2 separate regions of the Homo sapiens genome follow, and region 1 is linked to region 2. A link is a contact called in ENCODE Hi-C or POLR2A ChIA-PET data. All regions are on one chromosome and are shown on one strand. The core of a region is the stretch at or near the end of the contact, and the rest is flanking DNA. Distances in the headings are between cores, read along the strand shown.

Region 1 (4,407 bases), core at 210-2,709, 1.6 Mb after region 2:
CCCCAACCTTAGCAGAACACGCAGATTTCTGGGGATTCCCTTTCTGCCAAATAAAGTCAATCACTGAAACACAGATGAACTCATTCCATCAGCAGACACCGCAGGGGGTGCCAGGACTGGCCCCGCCTTTGCCAGAGCAAGCTCATCCTGGAACTCCTGGCCAGCCCTCCAAGCCCTGTCCAGGGCTCCAGTCCAGACTTCACGTCCAGGCCCACAGCGTGTCCCAGGGAGCCCTGCAAACTCAACACCAGCTCCCCGTCCCCAGCCCTTGGCTTAACTTCTTAGCCCGCCGCCACCTTCGCCACGCCCTCCCATCCGAAGAGTCCTTCCAATTCGACCCCTCTGCACCGCCTACATCCACGCTTTCCTTCCACTCCCACTCAGGCTGCCCCGCTCCAGACCTCATCCCTGCACTGCGGGCCCCGCTCCCTCCAGTCTCTGCGCGGCAGGGAAGAGGTCCTAAAAAGTGGTCATTCCAACCGGGCGCGGTGGCTCACGCCTGTAATCCCAGCACTTTGGGAGGCCGAGGCAGGGATCACCTGAGGTCAGGAGTTTGAGACTAGCCTGACCAACATGGTGAAACCCCAACTCTACTAAAAATACAAAAATTAGCCGGGCGTGATGGCAGGCGCCTGTAATCCCAGCTACTCGGGAGGCTGAGGCAGGAGAATCGCTTGAACCCGGGAAGCACAGGTCGCAGTGAGCCGAGATCGCGCCACTGCACTCCAGCCTGGGCGACAGGGGGAGACTACGTCTCCAAAAGAAAAAAAAAAGGGGGGTAATTCCACTCCCTCGCTTAACATCCCTCATGGTTCCCCGGTGCGCCGGGACAAGGGGCTCAAGTTCCGCGCCGCGCCTCTCGGCCTCTGCCCTCCAGCCGCACTGGACGGCCTCGGCGCTGGAGTTGCCTGGCCCTGGGGCCGGGCCTTTGCGCGCGGTGCTCAGGGAGGGCCCGGGGCCCCCTAGGTTCGGAGTCTGGCGCACGACCGAGCGGACTCCTGGACGCACTCGCATTGTTTGTGCCCATTTTTGGCGGGGTGTGGGAAATAAGTCACACGCAGGAAAGGGGATCTCCGACCCCAGCGCCTACGCACCCACCCACCCCCACTCCCGCCCACACACCCACCCCCCCTCCATCCCCACCCCCCACCACACCCTCATACCCGCCCCAGCGCCCGCACACCAGACGCCGCGTCCGCCGGGTCGGCCTAGGGCGGGGTGGTCAAGTGCCTCTGCGACCCGCACTTTCCCGCGTCTCTCCCACGGCCTGGCCCTCCCGCCGCAGTCTCTCTTCCCCGCCGCGCCGCGGTCCGAAAACCTAGTCAGCCGCCGCAGCCTCTCGGCCCCGCCTCGATTTTTAGCTTTATAGGAATGCTGTTGCTTTAAATCCGAAATCCCGTGCCGGTATCAACTCTCGCGATCTCCGAGGCCGCATACATATTACCCACAATTCCCTTTCCTTTCTCTCTCCTCCCGCCGCCCAAGATGGTGAGTGAGCTGTAGTTCCGTGGCACTATAGCCAGGTTCCGGCTGTATCCGCTGCCATCCTCCTCCAGGCGCGGCCTCGGAGGGCCTCCTGCTCCTCCTGGCGCTAGGAGAGCCCCACTCGGTGTGGCACGGAGACACCGAGGTGGATTAGAGCCCCACTTGGTGTGGCACGGAGACATTGAGATGGACTAGAGCCCCGGGCGGCCGAGAGCGGAATGCGTTGTTCCCGGTGTCGCAGGGCTGGGTGTCGCAGGCCTGGAGCACCGCAGTGCGGGGCTCGGAGCCCTAGCGTCTCTCGGGCTTGCTGGGGGCCGCTCCAGAGGCCTTGTGAGCGACGAGTTCTGAGCCCGCCCCTGTTGCTTCTAGAGCCTGTGGGGCCGCGACTCAGAGGAGTCATGAGTCCGGGGTGTCTCCTGGGTGGGCGACGCGAAGAGAGCGTGGTCTCGGGCTTAGCCTTGCTCTGGCCACTCGGGGTTCCCGGGGCTGCATGCTTGTGCGGCTGAATGTGAGATGCTCCTGTCGAGGGGTGGTGCTGGGGGGTTGCAGAAAGCTGCTCGCCAGCTTAGTTCAGGCAGGTGCTGTCAGCGTCCCTTGTTTTGGAGGAGCCAGCCTGAGCCCTACCCCCGACGAAGCGAGTGGAGGCGGCGGTTTAACTGACGTTTTCTTTCTGCCCAGCCGAAAGGAAAGAAGGCCAAGGGAAAGAAGGTGGCTCCGGCCCCAGCTGTCGTGAAGAAGCAGGAGGCTAAGAAAGTGGTGAATCCCCTGTTTGAGAAAAGGCCTAAGAATTTTGGCATTGGTAAGTAACAAACGGCAGAATGAAAACGGTCTATGTTTTTCTCAAGGGAAGGTGGTAATTGGGTTGTGTTGTATCTTGTAGGTTTTAGTGGGTGTAAAGTGGTCGCAGTCCTTAATTTGTGTCTCTTAGAGACGGGGGCAATGATACATGCTTCTTGCTTTCATTGGGAGTTGCTGAGCGAGCATTCAGCTCAATATGGTAGTGGCCTTGAATTCAGCTTAGCCATCTGGAAACAAGTACAGTAGCAGTGTCGCAGCGAGGTACTAGGACTGCAATTCTGCTGTACTTCGTGGCACCTTGGCTTCTTGTTAGATGAGGAAAAGCATCGTGCTCTTTGTTCTCAGGTGTTTGTGTGCAGATGATGTAAAAGAATATTTGCTATCTGAGAGATGGTGATGACATTTTAAACCACCAAGATCGCTGATGCACCAACACCCTTCCTAGTGGCCCCAGACATGAACTTGACATGGAATTTGAGCCTCACTCGGTGTCACCCTTTACTTCTCAGGACAGGACATCCAGCCCAAAAGAGACCTCACCCGCTTTGTGAAATGGCCCCGCTATATCAGGTTGCAGCGGCAGAGAGCCATCCTCTATAAGCGGCTGAAAGTGCCTCCTGCGATTAACCAGTTCACCCAGGCCCTGGACCGCCAAACAGGTGAGGTTCTGTGGCGTGGAAAGGAGTTTCTCAGGCAAGGATTCCTTATTTCATCCAGAACATGAGGGGGATGGTCTTAGGCTTCTTGAACTGCAGTTGTCATTAAATTATAGTCATATAGCAGGACCGCAGTCCAGCATTTGTTATTAAGTGTTAAGTGACAAGGATTAGAACCTTGACTCCAAGCCTAAACTGAAGAGTGTTTTTCCAGCTACTCAGCTGCTTAAGCTGGCCCACAAGTACAGACCAGAGACAAAGCAAGAGAAGAAGCAGAGACTGTTGGCCCGGGCCGAGAAGAAGGCTGCTGGCAAAGGGGACGTCCCAACGAAGAGACCACCTGTCCTTCGAGCAGGTGAGTAGGCCCCACCTTAGGGTGAACACTGGGGGCGGGCTGTTGCAGTGATGTAAAATTTCTTGGCCTGAAATTACTGTGAAGAGTAAAACCGAGCTTTTTAACACTGAGTCAGCAGCTGAGCCCAGCAGCTTCTTGTGACTAGAGCAGGCCCTGTGAGTGCTCACAAAGTGGTTGTGTGTTCTAGGAGTTAACACCGTCACCACCTTGGTGGAGAACAAGAAAGCTCAGCTGGTGGTGATTGCACACGACGTGGATCCCATCGAGGTGCGTTTGCCTGTTGACTGCTAACCCAAGGGCTTCTGGCAGTACCAGGAAGAGAGAGTAGACCTAATGCCAAGTCAGTGATGGGACCGAAGTGGGTGAGGGCAGTACTGACACAGATCCAACACATGCGTGGCTCTTGCAATGATGTGAATCTCTCACTGAATTCAACCTTGAAGTGCGAATCCATGAGCTTTTTAACCCTGAGCAATTGTTACAAGCTAACTGAAATTTGCTGCTTTTGGTCAAAATACAGTCTTCAGCTAATGCTTTCTTCCAGCTGGTTGTCTTCTTGCCTGCCCTGTGTCGTAAAATGGGGGTCCCTTACTGCATTATCAAGGGAAAGGCAAGACTGGGACGTCTAGTCCACAGGAAGACCTGCACCACTGTCGCCTTCACACAGGTGAACTCGTAAGTACACAGCCTGGCCCCAAACTTCCCCCCAGTTCATTTAATCCATGCCTCACAGTTGTTTCCTTTTGCCTTAAAGGCCAATCTTTTAGTTTAAGAAATATATTTATCTGAACTTTTGCCAATGATGGTTAAGAATTTCTTCACCTGAATAAACCATGTGGTCAGCATTGCATCTGAGGCAAAAGACTGTCTTGAGCTAAAAGGTATTTTTGCATTCTAAAAGGGAAACTAAGGCAAAAAACCCACTTTTGTTTCCCCTCCTGCCTTTTAGGGAAGACAAAGGCGCTTTGGCTAAGCTGGTGGAAGCTATCAGGACCAATTACAATGACAGATACGATGAGGTAAGAGGCAGCTTTACACCAAAATACTGTCATTCACAAATCTTTCTCCCAAATAACTGGCTGGCTTAACCTATGAGAAGTTCTATCTGACGAT
Region 2 (4,092 bases), core at 1,446-3,945:
AATCAATAAAAATATAGATGCATGGGGAATAGTCAGATGGGCTTTAGTCCTAACTTTGCCCCAACTCAGTATATGACTATGTGCAAATGTTAACTCTTTCAGGTCTCAAAGAAAAGCTCTGTGTCTTAGTCTCCTCCTCTGTAGGATGAGAACAGTTAACAGTACCTTTCTCCTATTGTAAGGATTAAATGCAACCACAAGTGTAAAATATACAGAAGCGAGCCTGGTACAGCACGTGGTAAGTGCCTAATGAACATCAGCTACTACTATTATTTGTATTTATTATTGAAAGGAGGGGTTGAGAGTAGCCAATTCCATGACTCATGAACAATCATCCATCTATTTATTCAGAACCATCACTTGAAGGAGGATGGGCGCATGTGATAACCAGCAAATAAATACAACCACTGTTTCCAACCAGGGGTTTTGTTTGTTTGCTCGTTTGGGGTCAGCTAAGTGGCTATTTAACACGGTCACATTCCACTGGATGTCAGCTGTCCTCTCTTCTCATTCCATGTCCTTCCTTCTCTCAGTTACTGTCAGTGTCACACTCCTGCTCCGTTTTTAACAATACAGTGTGTGGCTGGGAATCGCATCTGTCAGGTCCACATCAGTGGCACAAATTTTAAAAGCTATAGAGCAAATGCCTGAAATCCGCCCCTCTGAACCCAGCCCTGGGCAAACCACACAGCATCCTGTGCTCAGTGCTCCATTTCTACGCTTTAAAAGCACTGCAGAATCGCCTGATCACAAAACTTAATATGCAGTAAAGTCACTGTGTGGTTTGGGCAAGCCAGTGAAAAGCAAAGAGAAAGCTGCTGCTAAGGGACTGTGGGGACAGAAGTCTAAGCTGTTACAGGAGTCGTGGTGTTCCGGGAAGCAGCAGTCCAGACTGCAGGGTGGGACTTGGGTTCAGAGAATTGTCACCTGTCTTTCAAACTACAGCCTGGGAGAAGAAAGTGGGAGAAAGGAATTGTGACCAGCAGACAGCAGATTTCTAATAAATTCAGATGAACCTCCCCCCCTGTACCTTAGCTCACAGAGGAGGGGGAAGTAGCAAGAAAATACTGCCCATGCCTCTTGACAAAGAAGGAAGGGGGTGCCAGAGGCACACCAACAGCCTGCACCCCAGCCCTAGACAGCACACGCTGCACAGTCATCCTGGGAAAAGAGAGTAATGCTGCAGGAAGCCAGTCCTAAATCACATTCAAAGGCCAACTGAAAAAAAAAAAAATAACAAGTAGGGACAGGGATTCCTGGGATGGTGCTCATTATGGGTGTCAGGCTGAGTAGAGCTGGCACAGGCCTTGGTTTGTAAACACAGGGCAGAACGAGCATTACCTAAGAGCGCTTTGCTCCTGCACATCCCAAAGAACCAGGCAGTCACTACAAGTGGAAGCTCAAAGAACATGCACTCAAGTGGAAGCTCAAAGAACGTGCACTCAAGTGGAAGCTCAAAGAACGTGCACTGACCAATGGATGCGGCATCAGAACCGAGTGGCGGCTCAGCCTTCACGGTGTCCTGGCGTTCTCCCAGTGGTGTTCTGGGAATTTGATCCTAACCTCATCATTAGTGTTCAGAGGACTACAGGAAAACACAGAACCCCCAACTAACTGCACACCACTGATCAGATATTGGTCCTACTAATGTACCAAGAAACATCCTAATTGGCAATTTGAAACCACAATAAGCTACGTCTAAAGATAATTTGAGACTTGGAACCAGAAACTAAAATTCATTCTATGATAATATTAACTAAATTCACTCATTCTTTTAGTAAGTATTTACTGAGCACCTATTGCGTTCAAGGCACCGTAATGGCACCGCAGTGGTAGACACACTCCCTCACGGAGCTAATCATCTGTTTAACATTTCACTTGTTGATTTTTTAACTTGCAGAAAGGAAACTGGGGCTTTGATTTTGAATGAGTGAAACATCATTCTACTCAAGCATTGATCTGGGGCATTTCCATGGAATTTACTATATGTTAGAGGAAGAGAAGGCACAAAGAGCCCAGAGGAAGTTGATTTTGGTAGAGGCAGCTGTGAGAGCATCGAGGAAGTGGGTTTTCACATTGTGTTTGGGGTGGAGGGTCCAAGGAGGAGCCTCGGCCACAGCTAAGCAGGAAGGACTGCATTCAAAGAGGCTTCCCCATTAGTGGTTACCTAATGGCCTTCTTATGTATAAAAAAGGGCCTGCAGTCACGCATGCGGGGCTTCAAACCTAGATGACGGGTTGATAGGTGCAGCAAACCGCCACGGCACATGTATACCTATGTAACAAACCTGAACGTTCAGCACATGTATTCCAGAACTTAAAATTTAAAAAAGCCGGGGCGGGGGCGGGGGGGGGGGTGGTGCGGGGTTGGCGGGGGCAGTGGCTACAGCTTAAAAACACAAACAGAGGAGCGCTCCTTTTGAGTCCCACTCCTTCCTGGCACTGATGGGGAAAATAAGCCCCAGGAAAGGGTAAGAATCACCCAAGGACACAACTAAGATGTTCTCAAACAGATGACCAGAAACTAAGATGACTGGCCTGCTGGATGACAGATCCCTTAATAATTCACAAACGGTGGGTTTTATTTATTTACTCATAAAACAGCCTTTGGGGCAAGACGGGTGACGAGTCAGAGGAACACCTGTCCCGGCGGCGAGGCGGCCGCGGGGTGGGGCAGGCGGTGGGTTGTCAGGCCTCTCCTCTTTCCAGAGCGTGATCTTATCCTGGCCATGGGGAACACGCTCAGCTGGCCTGAGGTAAGACCCAGCCTGGCACTCAAGGCAATCTCCAATCCGGGCTACTTTGGGAGACATTTTTCTGCAAGCTCACACATGACTCATCTCTACAGACCTCCTATAAGGTCTCTTGGCTACAAGGAATCCCATTCAAACCGCCTCTGCCAACAGCTGCTCTGGAGACCAGGAAACATTTGGGGTTGCTGTGGTTGATTTTTCTAAAAACACACTTAGCTGGCATTAGTGCTATTTCTTATCTCTCTACAGCACTGTTAATGTGACTAGTATTACGAGTATCAGACGCAGTCTAAAGACTGTAGTGAGCCTCCCTTAATTTCATTGGTAGATCTTTTTTTTCAAAGATCAGAAAAGAGATTGAGAAGCCTGAAGAATTAAGATGGAAAGCTGTGTCCCCAGCAACCAGGGAGGCTCTAACCAGTGCTCTATAAAGGCAAGAAAGGGGGCCGGTTCCCCATTCCACTTCTCCAGGGCATGACCTTGGGCAAACAACCAAATTTCCCTGGGCCTTAGCTGCCCTGAGGGGCAAAAGAGGGATACTCCGCCCTGCCCTCACCCCCTGGGCTGTTGTGAGGATGAAATGAAATGAGGTAGTCTATAAATGCATTCTGAAAACCACAGGAAATTGCAGAGATGTTCAAGATCGTTCTGATTCTACCCCTGGACTGTGGCCTCCAGGGACAGGTTCCTGCTGGCTCCCTGCCACGAGGCATCACTTGGTGTTTGCCAACAAGGAGGCACTCAGTAAGTGTTAAAACGGGTGAGTGAAAGGAGGCAGAGCAGGTGCCATCAAAATGTCTCATTGCTTGACTGAGTATACTTTGACGACAAAAATTCCTAACTATGGAGGAAAAAGGAAGTACAAATTTGACGAGTTTAAAATTGATCGAAATACAATGACTGCCAATCTAAGAGGACCTCTTTCTCAGGCCACAAAAATGAGTAGCCCTACATCATAGGGCCTGTACTCTTAGTATCTGTTCTGAGAAAATATATCATGACAAAAATGTGACCATGAAATGCAGTCATTATAAATTTCTTTTCGATTTACAATAAAAGCATCTTCACACATTTGAAACCGTAGCACACTGAGCGTGAGACACCTATTTATTCCATCTTCAGGCAGCGTGCTGGGCAAGCCTGTGGCCACTTTAGCAGGCCCAGTGAACTGCTCCAAGGTGACAGGAGCTACAGCGCTGGCAGGAGGGTCTGGTAAATGATGAAACTCCCAGCCAGCCTGTGGTTCGCTGGGAGCACAGAGAGGAAGGAAAGGGACTTTAAAAACATACATACAAAACTGCTTAACTTATGGCCAGCCCAGTTAGAAGGTATGGCCCAGG

The links. A loop is a pair of places that touch in the nucleus more often than their neighbours do. ChIA-PET counts read pairs that join two places held with the same protein, here RNA polymerase II (POLR2A). Pooled maps may share reads with other maps.
Region 1: a loop to region 2 is called in a pooled map, with 3 times the contacts of the local background. The contact joins the promoter of RPL7A here to the enhancer-like site in region 2. A Hi-C loop is called at or near these places in 1 of 37 single-sample maps with no recorded cell type and 2 of 50 pooled maps. POLR2A ChIA-PET finds 5 or more read pairs at or near these places in 1 of 52 experiments (PC-9).

What each region holds. Positions count from the first base shown.
Region 1 is chr9:133,346,759-133,351,165 of GRCh38, forward strand. It overlaps RPL7A (ribosomal protein L7a), which reads left to right and starts at 1,460. Exons shown (of 8, transcript NM_000972.3): 1 at 1,460-1,488; 2 at 2,164-2,284; 3 at 2,793-2,942; 4 at 3,154-3,294; 5 at 3,482-3,561; 6 at 3,839-3,969; 7 at 4,244-4,313. The coding sequence starts at 1,486. MED22 (mediator complex subunit 22) reads right to left here and starts at 1,373. Exons shown (of 5, transcript NM_133640.5): 1 at 1,164-1,373. SNORD24 (small nucleolar RNA, C/D box 24) reads left to right here and starts at 2,638; the gene lies at 2,638-2,712. It overlaps SNORD36B (small nucleolar RNA, C/D box 36B), which reads left to right and starts at 3,336; the gene lies at 3,336-3,406. It also overlaps SNORD36A and SNORD36C. RefSeq lists enhancers at 1,256-1,550, 1,412-1,881.
Region 2 is chr9:131,731,021-131,735,112 of GRCh38, forward strand. All of the region lies in intron 1 of RAPGEF1 (Rap guanine nucleotide exchange factor 1), which reads right to left. Among named protein-coding and RNA genes, the nearest start is that of RAPGEF1, 7.0 kb to the right of the region's middle. RefSeq lists silencers at 2,136-2,185, 2,562-2,856 and an enhancer at 4,076-4,092. Within about 2 kb of position 2,696, at least 33 of the 41 ENCODE cell types and tissues checked have a DNase peak (open chromatin) inside an H3K27ac peak, as active enhancers do; they include PC-9, where a contact is called at or near this core.